Regions from separate parts of the Homo sapiens genome. Here region 2 is linked to region 1. Evidence: chromatin contacts called from ENCODE Hi-C or POLR2A ChIA-PET data. All regions are on one chromosome and are shown on one strand. Each heading gives the region's core, a stretch centred on a gene start or an enhancer-like site at or near the end of the contact. The rest is flanking DNA. Distances are from core to core; before and after follow the strand shown.

Region 1 (3,830 bases), core at 631-3,130:
TGCGTTCTACTGCCAATTAAGTGCTTACTATTATGAGAGCTAAAAACTCTTCAAAATGAATAAATGGGTTAAATAGAATGGGGATTACCATTTAAGTAGAGCATTTTAACTTTGCTTCAGATCATGGGAATTCTATAAAATCACAAAGGAGAGAATTAGCTGAACAAAATAGTTTAATTTAATGGGAAATTTATTTCAGAAGAGAAGCTAAGGAAAATTTCTGGAGTTAAGTAATGACATTTAGAATTAGCAGACGTTTATGTAAAAGCAATGTCCAAGGATAAAGTTAAGTAATAAGAATTTTCAGAAAGACCTAGAAAAACCTGAGATAGAGACCTGAGGCACTTTATAAAGAGGAACAAAGAAAAATGTAAGCTCTCTATAGGAAATAATTAGAATAGTAGAATTTGACCTAAATTAAAGGAAAATATTACACATGCCTGAGTGTAAGCACAGTAACACACACACACACACACACACACACACACACTCTTCTTCCTACCTTAGAAATCCCCGCAAAGACTGAGATCAAAATGTTGCTTCTGTTGCTTCTGTTCCTTTTCTTGTCTAATTAAAACATGAAATGTTGCCTATTGCCTGTTATCAGTTTATGCATATTACGGGTTAAATAGAAAAATTAATATTAATTGATGGTGTCGCTTCACTGTAACATTTATTTTACTAAGTCAGAGGAATAGTGACAATTAAAACAGGGCATAGCTTCAATTATACCATATACGCTAATCTGAGGGGAAAAGCCAAAGGCTTAGTTGGTGCTCTTATAAATTCCAAAATTTAAGCCACCTTTCAGAAATTAAATTATACACCAAATTATGTTCTAAGAGTATAAAAGCCTTTTGAAATGTAAAAAGGATAAAAAGTCATAAAATAAAAAAAGAGAATTTCCAATTATAAACTTTTTTCATAAAACCTCCATTGTTTTTAATTCTTTACTAATTTGATTTGGAAATTTTTAAACAAATTTAAGTGGTTGGAATTGTCTTTTTAAATTTAAATTTCATAGGAAAGAGAACCAAAATGTGCGTTCTCTGACCAGATTGTGTGTGGCCTATTTATTCGAAATGTTTGATTCCATATGAGTTTCTTCTTTTTATTTATTACTTCCATAATGTATTCTCTGTAATATGTTAGCAATTCAAGGGCAACCAATTTGAAATCCGCACCCTGAAAAACCATAATACCCCAGGTCTTCCACCTGCAATGTTTTCTACGTGGACCAGGGAAAGCAGACTAAGTACAAACTTCTGTGTAGAGCATGAACCAAGTATGAGTTCAAGCAGGTAGTCCGCTAAGGTCAGGGTTAAAGTTCATAGAATAATTTGGAAATTATTCTCAGCGTGAATATCCCTTATGAGGCCTGAGAATACACCCTTTAATTAGAATACAATTTCCAAAGCAGCCACTCCCTGACTTTCCAGAGCTCAGTTATTCTCAGCAAAGAAAAGTAAAAACAGCCTCATTACACTGACAGCTAACAGTCCCCTATAAATTATGCCTTGAGTGTCCGGCAAAGAAGGCAGCAGCCATCCGGCACAACGGAGACACGAGCTGCCAAGCCCTCACTAACCACTTTCAAGAATAAAGAAAAAGAAGTCACATTCGACCGCGTCTGTCTCCTTCACTTCTTGCGTATGCAGCTGAGCTGCCCCATGGAAGTTTGGAAAAAGAGTGGGTTGTGCATTTGAAAATGTTCCCACACCCCAGCCAGCCTCATTTTTCTGATGATCCCTCTATTCAGCCAAACTCGCGCTACAGTGGGAACACTAACATCAATTCCGTGAGAGCCAGCTGTCCGCTTCTTCCACGGTGCTCAGAGAGCCACACAGGACTCCTGGAATCGGAGCCAGCTCGGGCCTGACTCAACACAGATGTTCCCCTCCTCCCATGAAGCTCTGAGCCAGAGTCTCCTTTTCCAGGGCCTATTGTTATTACAAAAGAGTTTCTGGGCCCCCAAAATGTGCGAGATGCTTAAGCAAGAGGAAAATACACATCTTCCTAACTTCAGAGTTAAGACAGACAGACTAAATTACACAGAGATGGCCAATGACTCTGTGGGGAAGGCCAAAGAAGGAAAGTCAGGCAGCTCTGAGAGTTTAATATCAAAGGAGTTGGAATAGCAGAAGCTACCACAATACAAAACTTTCAAATGCTATCCAGAATTGAGTCAGTTTTAAAGATGATATAAAATGTTCCACTTCTGCAAAATCCAGATATCAAATTTTTTCTGTTGATCCAACAAAGTAGACTTTGTCTAGAAAAGTGTGACTGGGAAAATAACAAAAATGGAGTTTTTGAAATTTATAATCAAAATTCAGAGTCAGATTTCACCCACAAATATTTGGAAATATTTGCCAGCTTATGTTTCAGGCAGGAGTGGCATTGCTATCTTTGGCCAGTATCTTTTGTAAATCCATTCAAACTGTCAGTTTCCCCAGCAGCCCTTTCAGAGGGGGTGTAAATTTCTGTATCTCTTCATTCCTTCAGTGAATATTAGTAAGAAACTAGACAGTGGTTTCCTAATGTTCCAAAGTCCCATGGCACAGGGTACGTCATTATCTCAATAAAGAAACTCATGCAATTTACAATATATTAGATTGGTACCCACTTAACCAATGAAACCGTAGAGTAAATCATTTTAATTCATTCTTTTTAATGGTATGGATTCTATGACTAATATGAGCTTCACCAAATAATATAAACAAATTTAACACATTAGCATGACTCTCCATATTCTTATTTAATAGTGTTTGTCTTTTTTGTTGCTGTTGTTCTAAGAAATCTTATTCACATTTTCCTATTGTGGGCCCTAGGAAAAGAGATTAAGGAAATAAACCAATTAAATGAAGCACACACTTAAAATTGTTACCACCGAAAAAAAAGTGAGAAAACCATTTTGCTTCCCAACAGATAGAGGTAAAATTGTCTCTAGAACTTCTTCTAGTGCTCACTAACTCTGGTTGCTAGGAAGTCAGAGATAACATAGGCCAGTTATTCCACAAAATCATGTGTTTCACAATAGCAGAGTCAATATTAGATAAATGCTAATCAATATATGTTTTTCAGATAAATATTTACTTGAAATAATGTTTATATGATTCTTTGGATAAAGCTATATAAATCTTCCTCCTCACTAATTCCTGAGTCTCATTTCCTTCCTTCCTACTCCCTTCTCCAAGACCAAAGTGTATAAAAACCAAAATGGTCCTAAAATTAACCTAAAACACTCATTTTTAGAGCTTTTGTTTGAAACCTGGAAATTTCCTTCAATAGTGTTTTTATTGTTGTTGTTTATTTTCTCCTAAGTTGGACCCTCTTCCTTTTTTTTTCTAATTTATTTTGTTTAGTTTTCAGTTAGAGACAGGTAGTGGCATTCTAGAGAGGAAAGAAATGTTCTAAGTTTCAAAGTAAGTGTAATGTGGAAGACTGTAAAGGATCTATAGTATGAAGTTACTTAAACTAAAGAAATAAGTTTTTAAACATAAAATAAACATTTGATCCCAGAAGTAAATTCTCCTCCATCCACTCTGAAAAACTGAGAAGGAAACATGGTATTTTGGTTACTCCAAAGGGGAATATCAAAAGATTTACTCCCTATGCTCTTCCAGGTGTGGCTTAGCAGCAATCTTTACACCTAGGTGTTTGCTATGTCGAATAATTCATTGTATGGCAAATTCATCTTGAACACACCTAGGGGAACTTAGTGACCAGAACGTAAACTCCAGGAGCTCGAGAGCAGAACCCCACATGGACTCAGCATTCTGATCAGCACCCAAAAGACAAGGTATTGCAGGGCATTCAAAGAATAACAT
Region 2 (3,989 bases), core at 211-2,710, 35 kb before region 1:
TCAAACTCATTTTAAAGTGTCAATCAAGTCCCTTTCAATCTAATTAGTTTGGAAAGTAGTGTCACTGACCTGGAACTATGCAGACCATTTATTATCATATCATTTGATCAACCTAACACTTTATCTCAGTTGAGTTTGAGACACCTGTAGCCAAAATGCAATATCCTTTCTCCCACTCATTACTGGTAATTCTCAATACAATTTCCTATTTACAACTCAATTTGTCTCTATGAATAAGCATGACCAACTTCACAGAGGCATTCCACAAAATTTCTCTTACTTAAGATTTCATAGCAAAATAGAAAGGAAAGGGGAATAAGGAGAAATATATGTATATCAGATACATATAACAGATTCAAGACTTTAGACATCCAATAACTGCTAAAAGGGGAAAGGAGGAAAACCAGAGAACCATGGATACATGGAAAGAAATTTGGATCCTTAAATATGGGAGATTTTTATTTTTGAAATATAATACAATGAATCATGTAAAGGGAGTCTGTTTTAATTGTCACCATGTGCAATTTGATTAATAAAGAACTTTCTCAGGTTCATAGTATTTAACCTGCTTTTAACCCAGCCAAGGGCAGGATGAGATAGAACTGAAGAGGTAATAACTAGTTCTCCAGGGGACAGAGAACACAGCCAAGTGTCTCTAAAGGAGGAGGTGAAGACCAGACCACAGTGAGGCTGAAATGGGATGGGAGTGGAGATGGTTGCAGGTGCTGGCCAACGTGGCGGCTGGAAGATGCTGGTCAGTCAAGCAACAGAAATCACCTGGCCTATTCCCTGGCAAGAGCATGAAAATTACCTAATCTTTCTCTCATTTTAGCTTTGTCTATTTAAGAACCGATTTGCAAGACAAAAATACAAGCAGGTAATCTTATCTCTGAACTATAGAATAACATATTGCATCAGGGAGGGATAAAAATACACACACACACTCATGTATGCCATCAAAATGTTGTATTTATATTTTTAAATGTGGCATTAAAAAAAGAAGTATAGCAGTTATATTTAAAGTAATGACTATTCACTCTAGAAGACGATTATCTAAAAGCAGGATGTCAGCTGCCACTGCTTCCTTTTCTATCTTGTGCTTTCCTTTGGGAAAGTTAATCTGCATTTTACCAAAATTCCTGTTTGTCTGAAGGATAAGCAAGATTCTTCAATTATATATGCTTGATCAAATAATTACCAGGAAATATTATTTTACATCTGGTCAAATAAAATCTACATATATCTCAAACTTACCTTCAGGTGAAGAGCCTGTCTTTTGGGAAAAGACAGCATTTACTTTGCTCTTCTTACTGATATCGCTGTTTACAGACAAGCTGGACTGAATTTTTCTATGCATTTTTTGAGAAACAGGTGCTGAAAGTTTGCGATTATCTGCGGATCCGTGTTTGGCCCCGTGGTGAATTCCATTTCCATTGCTCAGACCTGTGTGGCCGTTCTTTATCTTGCCTATTTCCTCACCACTTGGCACCTGGGCTGAAGTCTGAAGCTGAGGCAAGCGCTGAGGTTGGGCTAAATTAAAAACAGGAAAAAGTCAGCCAGTTAAAGAAAAAGAAATTAATATTTTAAAATAATGAAAATACATTCAGTAACAGAGATTTGGGGTTTTACCCATAATACTAACACTGAAGAGGCAACAAAGAAAAGAAAGAAAAATACTAACATAGACATAGAGAAAGTATAATTTACTAAAATGGAAAATGGGAACGGGGTCATCAAAAGTGGGTTTGTACAAGGATATAAAAAGTAGACCATAGAAATACTGTTTTGGGCGGTTTTAAAGAAAATTTAAGTTAGAAATCTGAAAAGGTAATTTAAGACTCATTCAGAGAATGTTGATTATTTTCTATATGCTGAGCCCTCTTTGTGCATAGACACAACAGTGTTATCTCAATACTACTACTAATAACAAACTACTCAATTGTCTTTTCAAATAAAAGGAAAGAAATGATAAGTTCTGGTATTCAAAGCCAGACAATACAAAGAAAAATACAGTGTTTTTAAAAAAAATCCCATTGTGAATCCTGCAGAAGAAAATCTTTTCTATATTTATTCTTTAATTTGATTTTTAAATAAACAAGTTATGAAAAATTAGGAATACAAGATAATTTCTTTAATAAAACATATCTACCAAAATTAAATGTCAGGACTTTAGAAGTATGTCAAATGCCCACCCTTACGTGACTTATGCAATATTGTGCAGGAGATCATAGTACAAGCAATAAACAAGACAAAGAAATTTAATAGGTCTGACTTCTAGACAGGAATGAACAAAATTTTTGAGATGTGCACAGATTTGGATGTTCTGGGGAACATTCAAATATATAGTATATATATAATCTAAGTTTAAGACTATAAAAACTGAAAGTCTAAAAATGTAGCAAGATTGATACACAACCATATAAAATCAACAATGCTCCTGTAAGCAAAGAGTATAACCGATTAACAAATAAACAAGAAAAATAACTCTTCACAATAGCAAAAAAAGAAAGAACAAGCCAACAAACAAACAAAAGATGCTATACGTATTTTGGAATTAAACTAGAAAAAAATGGGCAGAGGTTTTATGGCAAAAATTACAAAACACTACTGAAAGTCATAGAAAAAACCCAAATAAGTGGAGAGAGTATAAATATGTTAATTATGTTAATTCTCTCCGATTTATTATTTAATGCCATTTCCATAACATTTCCAACAGGCTTGTTTATGGAACTTGACAAGCTGATCCAAAAATGTATATGGAAGAGTAATCAAGAAAGACCAAGGAAATTTTTAGAAGAAAAAGAGGGTTGTAGGATTTGATGTATGAGATATTTCTATCACAGCACCTAAAGCAGTACAGCATTGGACCAGGCATAGACATACAAGCCAATGAAGCTTATGAAATTATTGAGCCCCAAATATGGGACTCATATATTAATATAAGGTAGACATGCACACACCTACATATTTGGGTACAATATAAATAATATGCATAATTATTTTATTATACCAATTAATATAATAATATTAATATAAATATTAATGGTTATATCAATATAATCTAATATAATTATGTTGATTATGTAATTATTATATAATACATATATAATATTTATGTGATATATAAAATATATAAATAAAATATAATTAATTATATAAATGTTAATATTTATACAATTAATATTTGGGTATAGTATACTTAATATAATTAGTACATGTAAATTCCAAATGTATTAAATGCCTATATATAAAAAACAAAACTTTTTATTTAAAGTGTAAATAGAGGAGACTGTTTTAATAGCATAAGCACAAACAAATATGATTTTTTAGACAATGAATCATAAAACAAATGTGAATATTCACCTGTTGTGTTGTGTTGTCCAGCATTCTGGTCACACTCATGGAGTTAGGTAAATTCCTCTACGACATCCCTAGGCTACTCTGGAGCTAGAGGACAAGGATGTGACCTAAGTTCTGCCAGAAGAGAAGTATGGCTTGCATTTGGAAGTGATCAATGCAAGCTGTTAGCCACACCAGGGTGGTGGAGCCTCTCAACACAGGGAGTGAAGAGGTATTTGTTGATTTTAGCAGTGAGGGACAACTTATGGTGTCCCTCACCTCCTAGCAAAACAGTGGCCCAGTGCTACAGCAGTGGGGTTTTCAACAGAACAGCCCTACTGAATGGATGGACATGATCCTTGTCTGTATAACTCTGGGAGCATCTATGTGCTGCTAATAAATTTATTTTCTATTTAAATTAGCCAAGATATTTGCAGCTAAAAGCCTTGATGCCCCCCAAAAGTTATCTGTTTACATCGATTAAGTATTAAAATCATCATTATCTTCATTATATACATTTTAAGCAAAGCTATATATCACAGCTTTTCAGCAAAATCACCAGCAACAACAAAAAACATTCATTGTGAAAATTTTACTGTGCTATACTTTCCTGGAATTTCAAAATCTAAAACTTACTGTTTTAATTAGTC

Evidence for each region. Hi-C counts contacts between places; a loop is a spot of excess contacts on that map. ChIA-PET counts read pairs that join two places held with the same protein, here RNA polymerase II (POLR2A). Pooled maps may share reads with other maps.
Region 2: a map of psoas muscle shows a loop between it and region 1 (2.0-fold over the local background). The contact joins two enhancer-like sites. A Hi-C loop is called at or near these places in 8 of 168 maps with a recorded cell type or tissue (B cell, CD4-positive, alpha-beta memory T cell, CD8-positive, alpha-beta T cell and 5 more), 20 of 37 single-sample maps with no recorded cell type and 7 of 50 pooled maps. POLR2A ChIA-PET finds 5 or more read pairs at or near these places in 1 of 52 experiments (CD8-positive, alpha-beta T cell).

The regions. Positions count from the first base shown.
Region 1 is chr7:114,942,886-114,946,715 of GRCh38, reverse strand. All of the region lies in intron 3 of MDFIC (MyoD family inhibitor domain containing), which reads right to left. Among named protein-coding and RNA genes, the nearest start is that of MDFIC, 23 kb to the right of the region's middle. Within about 2 kb of position 1,880, at least 17 of the 41 ENCODE cell types and tissues checked have a DNase peak (open chromatin) inside an H3K27ac peak, as active enhancers do; they include heart right ventricle and psoas muscle, where a contact is called at or near this core.
Region 2 is chr7:114,977,047-114,981,035 of GRCh38, reverse strand. MDFIC (MyoD family inhibitor domain containing) reads right to left here. Exons shown (of 5, transcript NM_001166345.3): 4 at 1,255-1,530. Among named protein-coding and RNA genes, the nearest start is that of MDFIC, 57 kb to the right of the region's middle. Within about 2 kb of position 1,460, at least 8 of the 41 ENCODE cell types and tissues checked have a DNase peak (open chromatin) inside an H3K27ac peak, as active enhancers do; they include heart right ventricle and psoas muscle, where a contact is called at or near this core.